Linked DNA regions of Homo sapiens: all the other regions are linked to region 7. The links are chromatin contacts, found by Hi-C or POLR2A ChIA-PET in ENCODE. All regions are on one chromosome and are shown on one strand. The core of a region is the stretch at or near the end of the contact, and the rest is flanking DNA. Distances in the headings are between cores, read along the strand shown. Region 1 holds the start of FN3KRP (fructosamine 3 kinase related protein). Region 2 holds the start of PCYT2 (phosphate cytidylyltransferase 2, ethanolamine). Region 3 holds the start of NOTUM (notum, palmitoleoyl-protein carboxylesterase). Region 4 holds the start of WDR45B (WD repeat domain 45B). Region 5 holds the start of ALYREF (Aly/REF export factor). Region 6 holds the start of P4HB (prolyl 4-hydroxylase subunit beta). Region 7 holds the start of LINC01970 (long intergenic non-protein coding RNA 1970).

The links. Hi-C counts contacts between places; a loop is a spot of excess contacts on that map. ChIA-PET counts read pairs that join two places held with the same protein, here RNA polymerase II (POLR2A). Pooled maps may share reads with other maps.
Region 1: a loop to region 7 is called in a pooled map, with 5 times the contacts of the local background. The contact joins the promoter of FN3KRP here to the promoter of LINC01970 in region 7. A Hi-C loop is called at or near these places in 1 of 37 single-sample maps with no recorded cell type and 4 of 50 pooled maps. POLR2A ChIA-PET finds 5 or more read pairs at or near these places in 5 of 52 experiments (A549, CD4-positive, alpha-beta T cell, MCF 10A and 2 more).
Region 2: a pooled map shows a loop between it and region 7 (8-fold over the local background). The contact joins the promoter of PCYT2 here to the promoter of LINC01970 in region 7. A Hi-C loop is called at or near these places in 2 of 37 single-sample maps with no recorded cell type and 8 of 50 pooled maps. POLR2A ChIA-PET finds 5 or more read pairs at or near these places in 2 of 52 experiments (MCF 10A and activated CD4-positive, alpha-beta T cell).
Region 3: a pooled map shows a loop between it and region 7 (2.3-fold over the local background). The contact joins the promoter of NOTUM here to the promoter of LINC01970 in region 7. A Hi-C loop is called at or near these places in 1 of 37 single-sample maps with no recorded cell type and 3 of 50 pooled maps. POLR2A ChIA-PET finds 5 or more read pairs at or near these places in 2 of 52 experiments (activated CD4-positive, alpha-beta T cell and naive thymus-derived CD4-positive, alpha-beta T cell).
Region 4: a map with no recorded cell type shows a loop between it and region 7 (19-fold over the local background). The contact joins the promoter of WDR45B here to the promoter of LINC01970 in region 7. A Hi-C loop is called at or near these places in 3 of 37 single-sample maps with no recorded cell type and 9 of 50 pooled maps. POLR2A ChIA-PET finds 5 or more read pairs at or near these places in 2 of 52 experiments (A673 and activated CD4-positive, alpha-beta T cell).
Region 5: a pooled map shows a loop between it and region 7 (15-fold over the local background). The contact joins the promoter of ALYREF here to the promoter of LINC01970 in region 7. A Hi-C loop is called at or near these places in 7 of 50 pooled maps. POLR2A ChIA-PET finds 5 or more read pairs at or near these places in 3 of 52 experiments (GM12878, activated B cell and activated T-cell).
Region 6: a map of B cell shows a loop between it and region 7 (5-fold over the local background). The contact joins the promoter of P4HB here to the promoter of LINC01970 in region 7. A Hi-C loop is called at or near these places in 3 of 168 maps with a recorded cell type or tissue (B cell, CD4-positive, alpha-beta memory T cell and naive thymus-derived CD4-positive, alpha-beta T cell), 1 of 37 single-sample maps with no recorded cell type and 11 of 50 pooled maps. POLR2A ChIA-PET finds 5 or more read pairs at or near these places in 4 of 52 experiments (HEK293T, MCF 10A, activated CD4-positive, alpha-beta T cell and 1 more).

Annotation. Positions count from the first base shown.
Region 1 is chr17:82,715,372-82,718,071 of GRCh38, reverse strand. It overlaps FN3KRP (fructosamine 3 kinase related protein), which reads right to left and starts at 1,366. Exons shown (of 6, transcript NM_024619.4): 1 at 1,176-1,366. The coding sequence starts at 1,316. It overlaps LOC101929552 (a long non-coding RNA gene), which reads left to right and starts at 1,819. Exons shown (of 2, transcript NR_136400.1): 1 at 1,819-2,505. RefSeq lists silencers at 1,040-1,129, 1,210-1,289, 1,310-1,549.
Region 2 is chr17:81,910,142-81,912,937 of GRCh38, reverse strand. It overlaps PCYT2 (phosphate cytidylyltransferase 2, ethanolamine), which reads left to right and starts at 1,539. Exons shown (of 13, transcript NM_002861.5): 1 at 1,539-1,671. The coding sequence starts at 1,583. SIRT7 (sirtuin 7) reads left to right here. Exons shown (of 10, transcript NM_016538.3): 10 at 324-999. The coding sequence ends at 522. RefSeq lists silencers at 1,186-1,355, 1,386-1,675, 1,836-1,975.
Region 3 is chr17:81,959,849-81,962,548 of GRCh38, reverse strand. It overlaps NOTUM (notum, palmitoleoyl-protein carboxylesterase), which reads left to right and starts at 1,362. Exons shown (of 11, transcript NM_178493.6): 1 at 1,362-1,962. The coding sequence starts at 1,640. RefSeq lists silencers at 2,016-2,159, 2,426-2,505, 2,536-2,700 and enhancers at 2,089-2,651, 2,652-2,700.
Region 4 is chr17:82,647,046-82,649,869 of GRCh38, reverse strand. WDR45B (WD repeat domain 45B) reads left to right here and starts at 1,426. Exons shown (of 10, transcript NM_019613.4): 1 at 1,426-1,596. The coding sequence starts at 1,530. RefSeq lists enhancers at 834-903, 1,282-1,781 and silencers at 1,194-1,263, 1,864-1,913, 1,924-1,973.
Region 5 is chr17:81,890,133-81,893,026 of GRCh38, reverse strand. ALYREF (Aly/REF export factor) reads left to right here and starts at 1,441. Exons shown (of 6, transcript NM_005782.4): 1 at 1,441-1,704; 2 at 2,207-2,338. The coding sequence starts at 1,447. It overlaps ANAPC11 (anaphase promoting complex subunit 11), which reads right to left and starts at 1,304. Exons shown (of 4, transcript NM_001002248.3): 1 at 1,186-1,304. RefSeq lists silencers at 1-4, 885-1,424.
Region 6 is chr17:81,859,164-81,861,863 of GRCh38, reverse strand. It overlaps P4HB (prolyl 4-hydroxylase subunit beta), which reads left to right and starts at 1,329. Exons shown (of 11, transcript NM_000918.4): 1 at 1,329-1,537; 2 at 2,477-2,683. The coding sequence starts at 1,393. LOC124904086 (a long non-coding RNA gene) reads right to left here and starts at 754. Exons shown (of 2, transcript XR_007065950.1): 1 at 725-754. RefSeq lists silencers at 1,209-1,428, 1,639-1,738.
Region 7 is chr17:82,291,292-82,294,067 of GRCh38, reverse strand. It overlaps LINC01970 (long intergenic non-protein coding RNA 1970), which reads left to right and starts at 1,254. Exons shown (of 2, transcript NR_135639.1): 1 at 1,254-1,545; 2 at 2,505-2,776. RefSeq lists an enhancer at 453-562 and silencers at 1,319-1,568, 1,609-1,658.

The sequences.
Region 1 (2,700 bases), core at 117-2,616, 420 kb before region 7:
ACACAACATACACAGCAGTGATCCCCGCAGAACAGGTCAGGGCCAGCGGCCTTTCTTTTTCTCCTGAGACACACACCACTGCCCTGCCCACTCTCCCATCCTCACCTGGGGCTCCACCCTTACACACACACAGACACACAATACATACACACAACATACAAACATTACAAACATACACACATACAACGTACACACACACAACATACACATAGACACACACACTCTCCTCGTGCTCCTGACTTCCAGCTGTCTTCATCCTTCTTTCAGTTCTTCAGAGTCCCCACCTCCTCAGCCTCAGAGCCCCACCACAGCTGCCATGTCACCGCTGCTAGGAACACTCTTTTTTTTTTGAGACGGAGTCTCATTCAGTCACCCAGCAGGCTGGAGTGCAGTGGCGCGATCTCGACTCACTGCAACCTCTGCCTCCTGGGTTCAAGCGATTCTTCTGCCTCAGCCTCCCGAGTAGCTGGGATTACAGGCGCCCGCCACCACGCCCAGCTAATTTTTGTATTTTTAATAGAGACGGGGGTTTCACCTTGTTGGCCAGGCTGGTCTCGAACTCCTGACTTCGCGCTCCACCCACCTCTGTCTCCCAAAGTGCTGGGATTACAGGCGTGAGCCACCGCGCCCGGCCCGAGAATGAGTCTAACAGAAGGACAGAGCATGCCAGGGTGTGGTGAGGCGCAGCAGCTGGCCTGGGGGCAGCACCTTCGCCCCGTTTCACAACGTACTGACCGAGGCTCACGGGGGATGGACACCTCCAGAGTCACTTAAGCTGAGGACTTAAGCAGCTTCCCCGGCTAGAACGACCCCACTTAACCAGCACCGCAGGGCAGGAACCCCGGGAGCAAGACTGCAGCAGCCAGTCCCGCCCCATTTCACGTAGCGCCCCCGAGAGAAAGTTCACGGAGAACAGGAGGTGTGGGGCGGCCGCGGTTCCTGCTCCGGACAGTTCCCCGCAGGTGCAAACTCCTCCGGACGCCCCGGACGCTTCCGCCGCCCCCGTTCACCGCTCGCCCCGCGCAAAGGGTTCCCCGCAAGGGGCGGCGGCGGCAGTCCCGGGAGAGCCACCCACGGCCTCCGGCGGGAGAAGCCCAGGCCGCGCCCCGCGCCGAGGCCCGCGACCCTCTCCGGAAAGAAACCGGTCCCCCGGCCCGCCCGACCCGCTGCCTGACCTCCGCCTTGGGGTTCACTTTCACGAACACTCGTCCTTGATCCGTGTCGTAGCTCCGGCCCTGGCTGATGCACCCGCCCCCCGAGTGGCCCGTGGCCCTGACAGAGCTGCAGCCCAGCTCGCGCCTCAGGAGCTCCTCCATGTTCCCGCCGCGGCCGCGGACCCGCCCCGGATCTGGCGGAGACTCGAGAGACGGCGGCCGAGCGGGCAAACATGAGTCCGCGCGAGGATTGGGCGGGGGGCGGGTGGGGGCGGGGCCCGGCCGCAGAGACAAGCGCTAGGATTGGGTGGCGGGAAGGGGCGGGCGTGGCCGCAGAGATGAGCGCTGGGATTGAGGGGCGGGAAGGGGAGGGGCCGGGAGGCAGGTAGGCGCGGGGGATTGGGTGGGGGTGAGATGACGTCAGGGGGCGGGGCCTGACCGACCCCGACCCAGACGGTTTGGGTTCAACTCTCCTGCACAAAATAAGTGGAAATGCTGATGGAAATAGTTAGAATATATTTTCTAAAGAGCTGACCCACTAGCAAGGGGCATCAGCCCAAGGTCTGGGTGCCGGGAGCCCAGAATGTTAAGATTGCTTTCGCCCGGGCGTTTGCTGAACCCGAGGAACAGAGCTCCTGATGTGGGGAGTGGCGGGCGCGCTCGGGGTGCACGTGCAACGGAGACACCGCCCCTAAACCTGGGGCCCTGAGGCTAACAGCTAACAGTGGCCCTGCCGTTACGGCCAGTGTCAGGTGCCAGCTGGGCTGGACCAGGAATTCCCAGAAACCTGGCAAGGCATGATTTGGGGTGGGTCGTGCTGAGGGCCACACCATCCGCTTCCCCGCTTCTGAGGCCTTCCGACCTGGGCTGAGCCCGGCTACCCGAGTCCCGGGGTCTCCGGCTCACAGACTTCTCGGCCTCCGTAATTGCAAACGCCAGCTCCCCCAGTCCATCTCCTGTCCTGGATCTACGTCTATATCCTACTGGATCCGTCTCTCTGGAGAACCCTAATACAGCTGTCAACACAAGGATGAACTAACTACAAGAAGGCCTGAATAGGAACTCTCCCAGGGGACGAAGAGGTTTCAGCCTTCAGCAAAGGATGGTTCATAGAAACCGTTCGCATAGTCGGCCCTCCACGGACTGCAACCCTAGTTAATATTACCTACAGTAAACAAAAAATTCAAGTATAGATTTTAGTCTAAAGCAAATAGGAAATGTCGCTTCCCTGGACGTTGGGAGAAGCAAACACGAATCCTCTCCTGAGGCCGGAAGCGGTGGCTCACGCCTGTAATCCCAGCACTTTGGGAGGCTGAGGCGGGCGGATCATTTTATAACTATCTATTAAATGGTACATATGTGTGTGTTCACGCACTTTTCTGTGTGTATACCGCATTTCATAATTTTAAAAAGCAAAAAAGATTAGCGGGGCGTGGTGGCGGGCGCTTGTAATCCCAGATACTCGGGAGGCTGAGGCAGGAGAATCGCTTGAACCCGGGAGGCGGAGGTTGCAGTGAGCTGAGATCCCGCCATTGCACTCCAGCCT
Region 2 (2,796 bases), core at 290-2,789, 380 kb after region 7:
TGGAGACGGAGGCAGCCCTGGGGCCACTGCTGCCCCACCCTGTGTGTGCACGCCGCTCAGTGGTGGACAAGGACACGGAGTTTTGAGGAGACCGAGCTAGTGTGGGTGCCGACCTTTGAGTCACCACCTAAGAGGTGACCTCTCCCACATCCGTTCTGCAGCTTGGTAACAATGAAGCTGCCGCCAACCAGAGCCCCGCCGCAGTTGACACGGGAGGGAAGGGGATGGGAAGGCAGGGACCGCAGACAGCTTTCCCGAGCTGGGGCAGGTGTGACTGCGAGAGGCTCCCAGGCCCGCCTGATGCCGCTTTCCCTTTTTGGCAGGTGGCAGGATCCCATTTTCTCACTGGCGACTCCCCTGCGTGCTGGTGAAGAAGGCAGCCACAGTCGGAAGTCGCTGTGCAGAAGCAGAGAGGAGGCCCCGCCTGGGGACCGGGGTGCACCGCTTAGCTCGGCCCCCATCCTAGGGGGCTGGTTTGGCAGGGGCTGCACAAAACGCACAAAAAGGAAGAAAGTGACGTAATCACGTGCTCGATGAAGAACAGTTGGCACTTTGCAGATGGCCAGTGTCACGGTGAAGGCTGGGTTGCCCCCACGGGTCTAGGGAGAACGAACTCTTTGGGGATGACATTTTCACCGTGACATTTTTAGCCATTTGTCCTTGAGGAAGCCCCTTGCACTGCTGCGGTTGTACCCTGATACGGCCTGGCCATCGAGGACACCTGCCCATCCGGCCTCTGTGTCAAGAGGTGGCAGCCGCACCTTTCTGTGAGAACGGAACTCGGGTTATTTCAGCCCCGGCCTGCAGAGTGGAAGCGCCCAGCGGCCTTTCCTCGCTCACCAGGCCAGTCTCAGGGCCTCACCGTATTTCTACTACTACTTAATGAAAAAGTGTGAACTTTATAGAATCCTCTCTGTACTGGATGTGCGGCAGAGGGGTGGCTCCGAGCCTCGGCTCTATGCAGACCTTTTTATTTCTATTAAACGTTTCTGCACTGGCTTCCGGTGTCCCCGAGTGGTCGGCGCGGGCTCCCCGGGCTCAGGTCTGCCGCCTGGCAGCTCGGTCGTGGCTTAAAACTCCCTTGGTTGGACAGGGGACAACTGTAGATTATTGTGCCAAAAAATAAGAAAAAAAACTCCCCTGGTTGGGACAGCGCCCCGTGGAGGTTCCCGGAGGTGGCGGCGGTGGGACGGTCCCCACGCCGCACTGCCCCGCCAGCCGAGCGCCAGGTGTGGGCGGTGCGGAGAGGCCAGGTGTGGGTCGGGGGGCGGGGCTCGGAAAGCGCGGCACACGCCATTGGCTGTGCGTTTGGAGGGGGCGGGACTCTGTCAGGGGCTCACGCCATTGGCCGTGCGCGGAGGTGCGGTGGGGCGCGGCCTTCGGGGGGTGGGGCTCGGGGCGGAGGGCGGGAGGCGGGGCGGGGGAGGCGGGGGCGGGGCTCGGGCCGAGCGGCGCACGCCATTGGCCGTGCGCAGCGGGTGAGGCCCGCGTGACGGCCGCTGAGCGTGCGCCTGGCGGGGCGGGCGGCGGCGCTCGGAGTCGCCGGGAGCTGCCAGGCTGTCCGCGCCGCCGCTGCGGGGCCATGATCCGGAACGGGCGCGGGGCTGCAGGCGGCGCAGAGCAGCCGGGCCCGGGGGGCAGGCGCGCCGTGAGGGTGTGGTGCGATGGCTGGTGAGCGCGGGGCCGGGGCGGGCCGCGGGGGCGCCGGGGCCGGCTTCCTTCCGGGGCGCCGCGCCAGCCGTTGCCCGGGGACCGGGCCCGCGTTCTGGGTGGCGTCCTCGTCCGGCATGGGCCGGGGCTGGCAGGCTGCGGGGCTCGCCTGCCGGGAGGGTCGGGCTGCAGAGGCTCCGCGCCCTGCCGTGGGCGACCCCGTCTACCTCTGGCGGAGGCCCCGCCCGGTCACGCCGACCTCTCCGGTGCAGCCACCGCGCTGAGATCTGGAGCCACGGCCTCCCTGCTTCTCCGTAACCACCAGCAACCAGCTTGCCCGGCTCCGGTCCAGGGGTTCCCCTGGCCTCCGGGCGAGCGTCCCTGTAGGTGGGCATCGGGTGCGACCTGCCTGTCCGGGACCCGCGGTGAAGCCCGCGGGCTCCCGGGTCCTCCTCCGCGGGGCTAGAATGCGATCGGTCTTCCCTGGCCAGTCAGAGGGCATTGTTTTAAGAAAAGTTTCGGGTTGTCAACAAGTGAAAGGAAGACGACCGTTACTGATAATTTGCTACCTCTGACCCTTTCACGTGCCTGCCGGATGGAATCCAGGAAGCAAGCGCCTCTATCTGATTAGCCCTTCCCAGGAGAGCAAGCAGGGCCTTGTCTTCTGTGTCCGAGTCACCTCTGGGAAAAGGAATGTGGCTTTGTGTCAGTGGACTTTGACCTTGCCCTGACCAGGCCCCAGCCCCATTCCAGACTGTGCTCCCCTGGCCCAGCCTCTGCCCCCTCCTCCCCTCCAGCCTGTCCAGTGGGTACATGGGCCCGCCAGATTTTACCCAGCATGTCTGCCGGGCTCCGCGCACTGTGGCAGGGGTGCTGGGAGGAAGCAGTGGTGTGCAGTGGAGCAACTCTGTGCACTGTGTGGGCTGCCAGGGTCACACCTCTCCCTGGAGAGGCAGGGACAGCTTTGTCCACTTGAGGGGATGGGCCGCTGCTGTAAAGAAGTGGCGAAGAAGCCAGGGCAGCGAGGCCCAGTTGGTGGCAGGGCTGTGTAGCTTTGGGCTTGAGAGTTCACGTGTTAGCAGACCTAGATTTGTGAATGAAAACTCTCGAGCCAGGTGGCAAGGCAGTGGCTGTTCACCCTTAGCG
Region 3 (2,700 bases), core at 113-2,612, 330 kb after region 7:
TTTCCTATTTTTAAAATGGGTGTCATGGCGCCCAGCAGGCTTCAGACCGGAGGGTGAAGGAGAAAGTCTGCCCGGCCCCGCTGGCCCTGCGTATGTCCTTTCCTTTCTTTTGTCCATCCCACCCGCGCTCACCCCAGCAGGAAACCTCCTGAACCCCTCCTGTCCACCCTGCTCCAGTACTGATTTCCCACAGGAACCTTGTTCTAACCCCACTGCCCAGAGCCTCGGGAGTGGACAGGGGTGCTCTCCAAGGTGAAGCATGGGGCAGGTGCCCTTCGTGGCATGAAGGGCCGCAAGCAGAGGCCTAGCGGGCAGCCACTGGACCCTTGGCCTCCTCCCCCAGTGGCGGCTGGGGCAGGTTCTTGGGGGGTCCTCGGCATGGGGCCAGCAGCCAGGCTGGGGCGGGCGGAGATCCAGGACCTCACCTCTGGCCCCGCGATCTCCTTAAGTCGTAGCTGCTTCTCTGACCCCAGCGCCAGCAGGAGCGCCCCGGAACTGAGCGACTCCCCCGCGGCGCCTTGCTGGGGCGCGCGGTCCCTCCCGCAGGTCTCCGAGGGAGCCAGGACCTCGCGCCCCACCTGTCCGCTTCTCCAGGAGGCCCCGGCGCCACTGCTGCCGGGCCCTCGGCTGGAAGCCCTGTGTCCGCCGCCGCTTTGATCCCGGGGGGCCCTGCTGGATAAAAGTCCCTGGCGGCTCCGCGCCAGCGCCAGAGGGGGAGCGCAGCCGAGCCGGGCGCACCAGCGGGACGGCGCAGGGCCAGGGGCGCTGAGAGGACGGGGCCACTGGGCCGCCCGCGCTGGCCGCGGTGAGAGCGGGGCCCCAGGGCTGCGCGAGGTGGGGCGATGCGGGCCGGGGTCCGAATCCCCCACGGCCTGCTCTGGGCCTGGGCACTGGGGGATGAGAGGGACACTGGCGGCTCCAGGTGAGCGCGCCTGCCCCGCGCCCCCAGCCCGTCGGGCTCGGCCAGCTGCGCCGCGGGCGGAGTTCCCCGCCCCCCACCCCGGCAGGCGCGGAAAAGCCTCGCCCCTCCCCGTCGCCGCCGCCCCTTCCAGCTGCCCCGCGGGGGGGGGCGGCGGCGCCGGGCTGGCCGCGGTGAATGGAGCCGCCGGGGCCGCCCGGCCGCGCTGCCCCCCCACGGAGCCGGGCCGGGAGCGCCTCCGGCGGCCGCGGCGGGGTAGTCCAGGCCCCTCCGTCAGGCTTGCGGTTTGGGAAGAAAAGGCGATGCCTCCGCCAAGAAAAGAGCGAGCGCGGCCCCCTCCCCCCTCCGCCGAGCCCGGGCGGCGGCGGCGGCACATCTAACGCGCGGGCACCCGGGCCGCCGCGGCCCCCGCAAATAAGCCCAGCCTCGGCCCCCGCCGCTCATTGGCGCGGGCCGCAGCCAGCGCACCCAGACCCTGCGCTGCCCTCGGACGGCCGGGCGCGGAGCCCCAGCTGCGGAGGCCGACGGCACCCGGCCCCGAGCGCCTCGACGCCGAGCCGCGCGCGCCTTCTCCGCCAGGCCCGGCGGGCGGGAGCGGGGGCGAGGGAGCAGGAGCGGCCAGTGCCCCCGACACCCCCGGCCCGGCACCCCCGGCCCGGCATCCCCCGCCGCCGCCGCCGCCGCCTCAAGGCCGCCCGCTCCCCGCAGGTGGACGCGGCCATGGGCCGAGGGGTGCGCGTGCTGCTGCTGCTGAGCCTGCTGCACTGCGCCGGGGGCAGCGAGGGCAGGAAGACCTGGCGGCGCCGGGGTCAGCAGCCGCCTCCTCCCCCGCGGACCGAGGCGGCGCCGGCGGCCGGACAGCCCGTGGAGAGCTTCCCGCTGGACTTCACGGCCGTGGAGGGTAACATGGACAGCTTCATGGCGCAAGTCAAGAGCCTGGCGCAGTCCCTGTACCCCTGCTCCGCGCAGCAGCTCAACGAGGACCTGCGCCTGCACCTCCTACTCAACACCTCGGTGACCTGCAACGACGGCAGCCCCGCCGGGTAAGGCCCGCGCCCTGCACCTCCCCGCCCCGCCCGACGCGCCCGGTCTCCGGCTGGACCTTCCCTGCGGGCCGCGGCCGTTCTCTCCCCGGGGAGAAAGGGCTTCCGTCGGGCGCCCCGCGGTCCTGGCCCCGAGGAGTGCCCGGTTCGGTGACTCTCCGCGTGGGGAGCGGAGCGGCGCTGGAAGGGCTGGTCCCCGGCCAGCTCGGGCACTGACCCCTCGGCCTCTGGGCCCAGCCGCTCTGCTGGCGTCCTTCGGTCCCGGGGCGGGGAGATGGCAGCCCGAGAGCGCGCCTGGCTCCAGCGGGAACCGGCGACACCGGGGGGCGGGGAGAGGCCCGCTGCCCACCTCCTTGCAGCCCCGAAGTAGATAAAAGACGTGAGGTCGGGGGTCGGGGAGCGGCGGGGCCGCCCACGCGCTCAACAGGCCGAGGACAGCCGGGGACAGCGGGAGACTTGGGCGTGGGGTCGGGGCTCGGCAGGAAGGCTCCCCCGCCGGGTCGGTGCCGCCCGCGCCTCCCGCGCTCCCCGCGGCGTCCCGTTCCCCCGCCAAGCGCGCTCCTTCAGTGCGGACGCGTTTCACGCTTCAAGCGCCGCCGCGCGCCCCGGGAGGACCGCCGCCCGCGCCGAGGTGACAGCGGGACCCGCGCCGGGCGGAACGTGGGGATTTTCCACGGACCACAGCCCCGCGCGGCCCGTTCCCCGCCCCGCGAGCGCCACCTCCCGGGACCGCCGCCG
Region 4 (2,824 bases), core at 177-2,676, 360 kb before region 7:
GCTGCAGGGAACAGGGAGAGCCTAGGAGGGGACAGGAAAGTGAGGAGGGGGAGTGGAGAGGACTCCCTGGGCAAGAGACACGAGGGCCAGCACTCAGGCCTCCACAGCCATCCACTGCATGAGCCAAGCCCAGGGACAAAGCTCTGTGACCAGGATGCCCCCAGCAGCCTGACCCTAAGAGTTGAGAACTGTGCCCTGTGAGCAATGTGACCTGAGGGTCCCGGAGTCCTGCGGGGGCTGTGCTGTGTGAGGGCCACCTGTCCTTTAGGTGGGGTACTAAGGGGTTGTGTCCTCTATGGGCTGTGTCGTGGGGGGGCTGTGTGTCCTCTGGGGGGCTATGTGTCCTGGGAAGGTCCCTGTGTCCTGGGAAGGTCTCTGTGACCTGGCGGTCTGTGTGTCCTGGGGGGGCTGTGTGTCTTAGGGGGACCTCTGTGTCTTCTGGGGGAATATGTGCCCTGGAAAGGACTCTGTGTACTGGGGGAGGCTGTGTGTCTTAGGGGGGCTGTGTCCTGGGGGGGTTTCTGTGTCCCGGGGGGGCTGTGTGTCCTGGGAGTGCTGTGTCCTGGGGGACCTCTGTGTCCTGGGGGCACTGTGTGTCCTGGGGGGACCTCTGTGTCCTGGAGACTGCGTGTCTTGGGGGTCCTCTGTGTCCTGGGGGGTCTCTGTCCTGGGGACTGTGTGTCTTGGGCACCCTCTGCGTCCTGCAGGAGCTGCGTGTCCTGGGGGGGCTGAGTGACTTGGGGGCCCTCTGTGTCCTGGGGGTCTCTGTCTCCTGAAGGGGGACCCTAGTATTGTGGCGCTTCTGGGCTTGCCTCTCATGAGGGATGATGCACCGGGCCTCAGTTTTGGGTCAGCCTCCTTTACCGGCTCTCCCCCCTTCCTCCGACCGTCAGGTATCCGTGCCAAGCCCTCAACGGGCCATCCTCCTTCCCGCGGCGACCCCGCGCATGACAAGGCCAGACCCTCCCGCGAACGTGCTCTGCGCTCCCGCCTGGCCCCTCCCCGCCCCGCCCCTCCCCCTCCTCCCCGCCCCGCCTCGCTCCGCCCCTCCCCGCCTCCGCCCCGCCCCGCCCGCCCTGCCTCTCCCCGCCTTTCCTCGCCTCGCCCCGCCCCGCCCCGCCCCCTCCTCCCCGCCCCGCCTCGCTCCGCCTCTCCCCGCCTCATCCCGCCCCGCCCGCCCTGCCTCTCCCCGCCTCATCCCGCCCCGCCCGCCCTGCCTCTCCCCGCCTTTCCTCGCCTCGCCTCGCCTCGCCCCGCCCCGCCCCTCCCCGCCCTGCCTCGCCTCGTCTCGCCTCGCTTCGGTTAGATGCGCTCGGCGCTCCATAGGCTCCCTGGTGGGGCGCGGGCGCGCGCACGGACGTCCAGCACGCACGCACGCACGTCCAGCACACACGCACATCCAGCACGCACGCACGTACGTCCGGCACTTCCGGCCGCGGCGGCCTCAGCGCCGGCCCGAAGGGACCAGGCCGCCGTCCCCAGCGAGAGGCATGCAGCGCTGAGGAGCGGCGACCCAGCACGGCGGCGCCATGAACCTCCTGCCGTGTAACCCTCACGGCAACGGGCTGCTCTACGCCGGCTTCAACCAGGACCACGGTGAGGAGGCGCGGCCCTGTCGCCTTGCCCGGCCGGGCCTTCCCGCAGCCCGGGGTCCCCGGCTCTCAGGCCTCTCCTGGGCGCCCCTTTCCGGCCAGGCCTTCCACCCGGGACCCCGGCCCCGCCCGAGCTCCCCTCCGAAGCCCCCGGCCCCGGCCCTCGCCGCTGCTCCCAGCCCGAGCCGGGGTCCGGACCAGGCCCGAACCGGCTCCCACCTTCCTGGCCTTTCGCGCTCCCCCACCCCCCGGGTTGTGACCGCTCCCAGCCGGCCGTCCCGGGCCGAGGTCGAGGTCGGTGGGAGACGGCACAGAACCCCAGCCTCCTGCGCGGACGCCCCTCCCCGCGCGCCACGCCCACTCGGGTTCCCTGGCTCCCTGCGGGCTCCACGGTTATCGGGATTTTCCCCACAGCGTGATTGACGCCCTGCCCAGAACCCCGTTTTGCCCCCTGTTCCTTTCAGGGTCTTTAGTAGGTAGCCCGTGGCTGAGCTGACTTCGCTTGGGTTTACTGGAGCCGCGGAGCCGGCGTCTCCGACGCCTCTGGTGGCGAGTGGCGCGGGTGGGGTGCAGGTCTCACCTTTCCCGTCGGTTTCCATCGGAAAATGTCACTCTCCCCACCCCCACTCCCCGGGATTTTTCTTCGTGTTTGGTGGAGTCAAAGGACTTAAGGGAGGCCTTTGAGGGAAATCTTACTTCTTTTCCCATGTCGGAATCCAGGTGTAAGCACTGGATGATTTAAAGCGCCCAGGGAAGGTGACCTCCTTCCCCGCAGGTGCTTCGGAGCTGCGGGGGATGCGGCCGGGGCGGCGCGGTCGGATTCCCGCGGGAGGCGGGCGGGACCTGGATTCGGATGGTTGCCTCCTCACCTCCCATTTGAAGGGCGCGCTTCCCAAAGGTCCTGATGGGGAGGAAAAGGAATGTCCGTTATTCCGAGACAGGCTTCTGCGAGGCTTTACATGTTGGCTTTGGAAGTTTTGTTTTTGAAGAGAATCCAGGCAGGTGCTGTATGATCCCGTATATGTGAAGACAATTTTATTTATTTATTTATTTCATTTTGAGACGGAGTCTCATTCTGTCGCCCAGCCTGGTGCGATCTCGACTCACTGCAACCTCCTCCTCCCGGGTTCACGCCATTCTCCTGCCTCAGGCTCCTGAGTAGCTGGGATTACAGGCGCCTGCCTCCACGCCCGGCTACTTTTTGTATTTTTAGTAGAGACGGGGTTTCACCA
Region 5 (2,894 bases), core at 192-2,691, 400 kb after region 7:
AAAAAAAAAAAAAAGCCAGCTGTGGTGGCGTGCACCAGCTGCCTGAGAGGCTGACGTGGGAGGATAGCTCGAGCCCAGGAGTTTGAGGCTGCAGTGAGCCAAGATCACACCACTGCACTCCACTCTGGGTGACGGAGGGAGACCCTGACTCAAAAAACAAAAACAAAAGCAAGTATCTCAAAACAACTTAAAATCCATGAAATGGGCTGGGTGTGGTGGCTCATGCCTGTAATCCCAGCACTTTGGGAGGCCAAGGCGGGCGGATCATCTGAGGTCAGGAGTTCAAGACCACCCTGGCCAACATGGCGAAACCCTGTCTCTATTAAAAATACAAACATTAGCCAGGTATGGTGGCACGTGCCTGTAGTCCCAGCTACTCGGGAGGCTGCCGCTGGAGACTCGCTTGAACCCAGGAGGCAGAGGTTGCAGTGAGCCGAGATCGCCCCACTGCACTCCAGCCTGGGCGACAGAATGAGACTGCCTCAAAAAAAAAAAAAAAAAATCAATGAAATGGCACACTGGTTTTCATTAATAAGTTGCAAAAATAATTTTTTTTTGGAGACAGGGTCTGGCTCTGTCGCCCAGGCTGGAGTGCAGTGGTGCCACCACGGCTCACTGCAGCCTCGACCTCCTGGGCTCAAGCAATCCTCCCACCTCGGCCTCCCAAGTAGCTGGTAGTACAGAAGTGCACCACCATGCCCAGCTCATTTTTTTTTTTAGAGATGGGGGTCTCACGATGTTGCCCCGGCTGGTCTCAAACTCCTGGGCTGAAGCGAACCTCTTGCCTCGGCCTCCCAAAGTGCTGGGATTACAGGCGTGAGGCCCGCGCCCGGCCCGCAAGAAAACTTGTAAAGGATATGACTGGCAAAATGTGACAGTGCAGACTTGGGGGGGCTGCAGGTGGAGACCAAAAAACCAACCCGCAGCTCGTCTGCAGCGGCTGCCGCCCGCCGAAGCCGCGCCCGCCGGACCCCACCGCGAGCCGAGCGCACAGTCCTGGGCGGGAGCGGAAACAAGGACTCCCAGCAGCTCCCAGGCACCCGCCGCGCCCGTAGCGCCCCCAGCGCCCCCAGCCCTGGCCGATCGGGCGGAGCGTGCGGGGAGGGAGGGGCGCGTAGGCTCCGCCTCCAACGGCCGCCGCCCCACCCCCTGCGCCCTCGCACCTTCGCCAACCTAATCACGCACCGCCCTACCCGCCCTTCCGTTGGCAGCGCCGGCGTCCGCGCGGGAAGGTATAAAAACGACCACAGTCGCGGCCCGACTCCCTCAACAGCGCCCGCCGAGTCTCGCACGCCAGTGCGCACGCGCCTCCCCGCCTCACCCCGTCCCGCGCGCGCAGCCGTCCGCCAGCGGCCAATCAGCAGCCGCTCCGAGGCCGTGGCACCGGAAGGCCTCACGCGGCGCCGGAAGTGACGTGCCGGCGTGCTGACGCGCGGGCTCGAGCCGATGCCCGATTCCGCGCCCGCCATGGCCGACAAAATGGACATGTCTCTGGACGACATCATTAAACTGAACCGGAGCCAGCGAGGCGGCCGGGGCGGGGGCCGGGGCCGCGGCCGGGCCGGCTCCCAGGGCGGCCGCGGCGGTGGGGCGCAGGCCGCCGCGCGAGTGAATCGAGGCGGCGGGCCCATCCGGAACCGGCCGGCCATCGCCCGCGGCGCGGCCGGCGGAGGCGGCAGGAACCGACCGGCGCCCTACAGCAGGGTGAGTGCGGAGGCCGGCCGCGCCGGAGAGTGGGAGGGGGCCAGCCGGGGCTGGGGCCGGGGCCGCTCGCGGCGGAGACCCGGGCCGGCGGGTGGATAAGGCTGGTGGAGCGGCCGCCCGGAGGTCCGGAGGGTGCGTGTGGGCGCGGAGGGGGTGGTGGGCGGGAGCGAGGTCGTTCTTTCGGGGTCCGGTCCCGGAGGCTGAGACCCTTCCCAGCTCTTTGTTTGTTCCGGACGTTGGGGCCTCGTGGCAGGAGAGGAGGGGACGCTGGGCGCGGCACAGGCGGCGGGAAGTTAGTCTAAGGGAACTGAAGTTGTGCGGCCGCGGTGGGACCGTGCGGCCTCGGGCTGGGGCAGCTGCAGCGCCGGAGGGAGCGCTGGCGGCCCCGTTTCGGCCGGATCCTCTCAGGCCGGGAAGAGGAAGGGTCCGGAGTAGCCGTGAGGGTCAGGAAAGCCCTGGACTGAGACTCACAGATCTGCTCTTGTTGCGGTTTTTTTTTCAGCCAAAACAACTTCCCGACAAGTGGCAGCACGATCTTTTCGACAGTGGCTTCGGCGGTGGTGCCGGCGTGGAGACAGGTGGGAAACTGCTGGTGTCCAATCTGGATTTTGGAGTCTCAGACGCCGATATTCAGGTAAGAGACGAGGGCTTCTCGGTGAGCCGTTCGCCCTGCACAGGACGGATCGTGATTTTGGGGATGTGGCCCTGAGTCCCCTTCCCGCCTTAGCGAAGGGAGCCCTCCCAGCTCTGAAGGGCTGCAGGACAGACCCAGTGCTAGTAAAGCCGGGGTCAGTGCGCAGGCAGGTGCGAGCCTAGCTGAGCCTGAGGAACTGCTGCTGTTAGTCTGAAGATGGGTTCTGTGAGTGAAAATCCCCTGCCAGGGCTTCCAGTTTCTAACAGGGACAAAGACTGACCAAATGTGAGTGGTTTTTGGCTGTTAGACCCAGCCCAGTTGCTTTTTAAATTTTGTGCCTGTCTTAGTGGGTTAATGTGAGAAAAAGAATCTTCTTTATGTATCTTGTGAAGCACAGGGAGTCTGTTTTTCTGGCTCTGTTTGCCTTGAGTACTGTCTTATAAAGACCTTGTACGCTGTGGTTTTATCACTCCCCACCGCCGTGTCCCGTCAGTGACATGACTCTCAAATCCATCTTTGGTTGAAGCTTTTCTTTTTTAAAAAAAGAAAAATTGAA
Region 6 (2,700 bases), core at 80-2,579, 430 kb after region 7:
TGAGGGGGTTTCACCATGTTGATCAGGCTGGTCTCGAACTCCTGACCTCGTGATCCGCCCGCCTCGGCCTTCCAAAGTGCTGGGATTACAGGCGTGAGCCACCGCACTCGGCCCCGCACACTCAGTCTTAGAAGTTTGATGTGCATTGCGCACTCACAGCCCGTCTCAGGTGGACTGGCCATATTTCAAGTGCTCAGGAGCCTCGGTGGCGGGTCGAGTCGGGAGGCAAACCCAGCTGCTGCCTTCGGAGTGAAGCAGCGCCCAGGGTATTTCCACAGCTGTGTAACAGCTGCGAGGTCTCCTGAGCCGACCAGAGCATCTGAGAAGCACCAGAGAAGGGGCAGCGTCACAGGATTTGGCAACCCGTGGGAAAGGAAGGAAGAGATCGCACAGGGCAAAGGGCCGCTCCCTGAAGGCCTTAGCGGGGAGTACCTTTCCTGCGGCCGCTCCACGCATGAGCAGCGTCTTCCTGGGGCCTGGGAGCCGGCAGGTCCCCGGGGCCCAGGTCCCGCCCCTCCCGCCCGTCTCTCCAGCCCCATTCTCCTAACCACCCGCCCTGTGCTCGTATCCCCTCCGAGGCTTCCTCGCACTGTGCGCACGATTCCCATGCCCAGGCCCTGCCGCCATGCCTCGGTGAGTGTCTCGCGTGACCTCGCGGAGCGCGTCGGACCGGGCCGGCTATCCCACACCGAGCCCACCGCCGACCCTAGGCGGCCAACCCCACCTTCCACGGCCGCCGCCGCACGCTTGACACGCGCGCCGGAAATTGCGTCACCCCAACTTCCGGTCCGGGGGCCGGGGGGCGTGCCAGTTGGGTACGCGGTCCAGTCAGAATGCAACACGAGGGGTTTCGGAAGCGCAGCCGCAGCTCCGCCCCTAAACTGGGAACTCCTCCCCACTGCCACGTTCGACGAAGGAACGCGCAGAGTGCGCGCATCCCTTGGCCAATCAGGAGGCGCAGAGTCCGTGCTACCGAAAGGGGCAGCCATTCCAGACCCGTGGAAGGTGCAGGCGAAAGCCACCAATTAGAAGCCAAGGCAGAAAAAGTTCTTGTCGGGAGCCAATGAGAGGCTAAGAAAGACAGCGAGCGCGAGGTCCTCGGCCAATCCCGAACGAAGGCCAGGGAGCACTCAGGAGCGTTTCCGAATCCGGGGCCAGGCCTGGTGTGAGTGTCCAATCCGAGAGCGGCAAAGACGAGCCTCGAAGTCCGCCGGCCAATCGAAGGCGGGCCCCAGCGGCGCGTGCGCGCCGCGGCCAGCGCGCGCGGGCGGGGGGGCAGGCGCGCCCCGGACCCAGGATTTATAAAGGCGAGGCCGGGACCGGCGCGCGCTCTCGTCGCCCCCGCTGTCCCGGCGGCGCCAACCGAAGCGCCCCGCCTGATCCGTGTCCGACATGCTGCGCCGCGCTCTGCTGTGCCTGGCCGTGGCCGCCCTGGTGCGCGCCGACGCCCCCGAGGAGGAGGACCACGTCCTGGTGCTGCGGAAAAGCAACTTCGCGGAGGCGCTGGCGGCCCACAAGTACCTGCTGGTGGAGTTCTGTGAGCGCCGGGCCTGGCGGGCGGGCGGGGCTCGGGGCCGCTGAGCCAGGCTCTTGGGACGCAGGCACGGCCCGGCAGCCCCCGGGGTCGGGACCCCCGGCGCGCCCGGAACTGAAGGGCTCCCTTGCTGCCCGCCTTGGGGGCCATGTCAGGGGCTCCCTGGGGGTGAGAGCCGGGCTGGGAGCCGGGGGGCCGTCCCGATGCCCGCCCTGCGCACGGCAGGATCTTCCTGTTAGTGCGAGAAGAACAGGATCGACCTGTGTGAGCAAACAGAGCAAGCCAGTGTCCAGCCTTGCCGAGTCCTCCCCGGGGGCCGACCCGGAAGGCGCCCCGCTCCTGCCCACCCCACCTTCAGCTTGCCACAGCAGTCCTTCCGATGGTGTCTCAGAGGAGAATCCCAAGCCTTCCTCACGTCCATAAGGATTTGAGCTCTGTCCCTGGGGTGGGAACCTTGTGCCTGACACAGCTGCTAACTCTATTGACAGATCGTCTTATTCTCACCCTAAGCAACTCAGGGTCTGTGTGCACGGATGTGCATCTCATACTCACAGCTAGTGCTGGTACAGGCCGCCACGGTCACTTCTTCACTTTTGTCTGTAGTCTTAAAGGGAAAGTCTAGGGGAGATCCTTGCCTTAGTTGCCTGTGGGGAATAAGAAGTCAGCAACCATTGAAAGGTTTGTCTGGCTGTGCTGATGGTGACATAGCAGAGTGGGGGCTGGTGTTGGTTGGTGGTAGTTTGTCGTTCACGGCCTCTGTCCTGATATTGCCCAAGAACACCAGGCTATCAGCTCAGCCTTGTGCGTTAGGAGGGGTTATCTTGGTGAGTAGATAAGGTTTTTATGAAGGGAAATGCCAGAGGAAAAAGGGAAGCACTGCTGAGGGATCAAGGCTGCTTTAGGGATCAAGGCTGCTTTCTAGCATCTCATTTCCGCTTCCAGATGCCCCTTGGTGTGGCCACTGCAAGGCTCTGGCCCCTGAGTATGCCAAAGCCGCTGGGAAGCTGAAGGCAGAAGGTTCCGAGATCAGGTTGGCCAAGGTGGACGCCACGGAGGAGTCTGACCTGGCCCAGCAGTACGGCGTGCGCGGCTATCCCACCATCAAGTTCTTCAGGAATGGAGACACGGCTTCCCCCAAGGAATATACAGGTGTGGCTGTGGCACTG
Region 7 (2,776 bases), core at 5-2,504:
CTTACGAGGATTCCCCCCATGCGTATATACCTAAGTCATATGTTTTATTTATTTATTTTGAGACGGAGTCTCGCTCTGTCTCCCAGGCTGGAGTGTAGTGGTGCAACCGCGGTTCACTGCAACCTCCGCCTCCCAGGTTCAAGCGGTTTTCCTGCCTCAGCCTCCCGAGTAGCTGGGATTACAGGCGCCCATCACGACGCCCGGCCTAAGTCATCCGTTTTACAGCTTCATGTTGATCTGCCTGACGAGATGGGCTGATGCAGGGACAGGCGAGGCCGTGAGCGCGCACACAGTCGCTTTCACCGCAGAATCCAGGCGGTGCTCATCGCAAAATCATTCCGACCTTGCCAGATGTTTGACGTTCTTCATTAAACAAAAACCCCTGAGCAGAACGCCAGGGGCCTGCGCGAAGGCGGGGTCGGGGGAGCTGTTTGGGTCTTTTTTATTTTTCATCCTGGTGACCAGCAATCTGGTCCGCGGTGCCCAAGTTCTCTGCAGCCGGCCTCAGGCCTGATCCAGGCGGTGCCCCGGGCGGGGCCCACAGCCCTGAACCCGCCCCTCCCTCCCCGCAGCCCCGCAGCCCGCGCCCTCCCCTCCCCTCCCCGCCCTCTCCTCCCCTCCCCTCCCCTTCCCTCCTTCCCCCACCCTCCCCTCCCCTCCTTCCCCCACCCTCCCCTCCCTCCCCCCGTCCCCTCCCTCCCCCCGTCCCCTCTCCTTCCCGCCCTCCTCTCCGCACCCTCTCTCCTCCCCGCCCTCCCCTCCCCGCGCCCTCCCCTCCCCGCGCCCTCCACTCCCCTGCCCGCGCCCTCTCTCCTCCCCGCCCTCCCCTCCCCTTGCCCTCCTCTTCCCTCCTCTTCCCTCCTTCCCTCCTCGCAGCCCCAAAACCCGCGACCCCTCTCCGACCCCTCCCGGCGCCCTCCCCTCCCCGCACCACCGCACCTTCCCATCTCCCACCCTTCCCAACGCCCGCCTCGGCAGGGATGCGGCCCTAAGACTTGCAGGAAGCGCGGGTTCGACCCCGGCGCCCTAGCAACCCCTGCCCTCGCCGCTCTAGAGAGCGGGTCTCCTGGCCGGGCCCTCCTGGGTCTCCGTAGCCGCGATCGCCAGACGCGGCGAGCGGAAGGGCCCAGCCCCGCCCTCTCCGGGCACATGACTCGGGCCTGGCCATTCACAGTGCAGCATCGTCCAGCCTTAGTGATTGGGCCATCGGAGAGCACGTGACAACAGCTAGGCCAATTAGAGCTAGGCCAATTAGAGACCACCCGTTTCTATTTATGGTGGAGCCGGCGATCGGCGTGCGGTTGGAAGTGGTGTCCCTGAGGCACCTGCTCGCCCTTTTCCTGCGCCTCCGCAACGTCGGCTGCGAATGAGTCTCCTAAAGGACGCCCGGGAGGATCGGAAACAGCCGAGTCCCGGCGCGGGCAGTGTCCTGCGCTCCTCCCCGGGGTCTGGCCGGGGTGGGCCCGAGGCCCCCGGGCCCCCGGTTACCGCCGCGGGCGCGTCTGCGTCCTGACCCGGAGGGACCCGCGGGCCGGGCCGTACCAGGTGGCGCTGGGGTTAGGGTTGCCGCCACGGAAGCCCAGCTCTGTGGACGCCTGCAGGGCGCCCTCACCGCCCGGGACGGGGGACCCAGCCCAGCCGCAGGGGAAGGACTGGGGCTCGCGGGGACGGAGGGCGGTTAGGATTGCTGGATACAACACGGAACGCCCAATTAACGTTTTTGTTTAACGTGTTTTTTGTAGAGATGGGGTCTCGCTATGTTGCCCAGGCTGGTCTTGAACTCCTGGCCTCAAGCGATCCTCCCGCCTCGGCCTCCAGAGTAGCTGGGACTAGAGGCCTGAGACAGCACGCCCGGCTCAGTTAAGATTTTAAAACAGATTTGTTGAAATATAATGCACTTACTGTGAAATTCACTTATTGAAAGCTTATGGCTTTGCCGTATATTCGGAGATGGGCGGCCATGCTCACTATCTCATGTGACACCGTTTCTGTTGCCCCAGAAAGAAACCCCGTGCCCATGAGCGTTCACTCCCCACCCTGCCCACGGCCCAGCAAATCTGCTTCAGCCCCTATAGATTTACCTCTACCGCGTTGGGCATGTACTAAAAATTGTTTATCTGAAGTACAGATTTATCGGCATCCCATATTTTTATTTGCTAATTCTGGCCATCCTAAAGGTGGCATCGCTCGCTCTGACCAAGGAAGCCTCAAGCAGGCAGGCACGAGAGTCCATCCCTAGCCCTGCCTGGCCCCTCAGAGCCCATCCCTGGCCCTGCCTGGCTCCTCAGAGCTGTCCCTGGCAGGCTCCGGGCTCAGGTGCGCTGCCAGGAGGGGGGCAGTGAGGGCTGTTTTAGGTATAACAATCCTGGATATTTCCTGAGTATCTTGTCCGAATGGTTCCTCTTTCTGTATTTTCTAGCTTCCTCTGTATATTTAAAAATGGTCTTATTGGTGTGTTTCTTCACGACATTTCAATTTTTTGTTATCATTTCCCACAATTTCAGTGATGCAAGATGGTCCTTTCTGAGCAGAGCTCCCCTCGCTCAGTGCTCCTTTGTTTCACGTAGAAGATCTTCTTGAGGGGACTGTGTGGCCAGTGCAGCCCAGGCCTCCCCACCCTGCACCGTTCAACAGAAGAGCAGCTGACGCAGGGGGCCCTCAACATGCTCACCCAAAAGTCAGCGAGATTCTGCACCGGCCCACTAGCCTTCCAATTGTAAACTAAAAATAAAATCTTGGCCAGGCACGGTGGCTCATGCCTGTAATCCCCGCACTT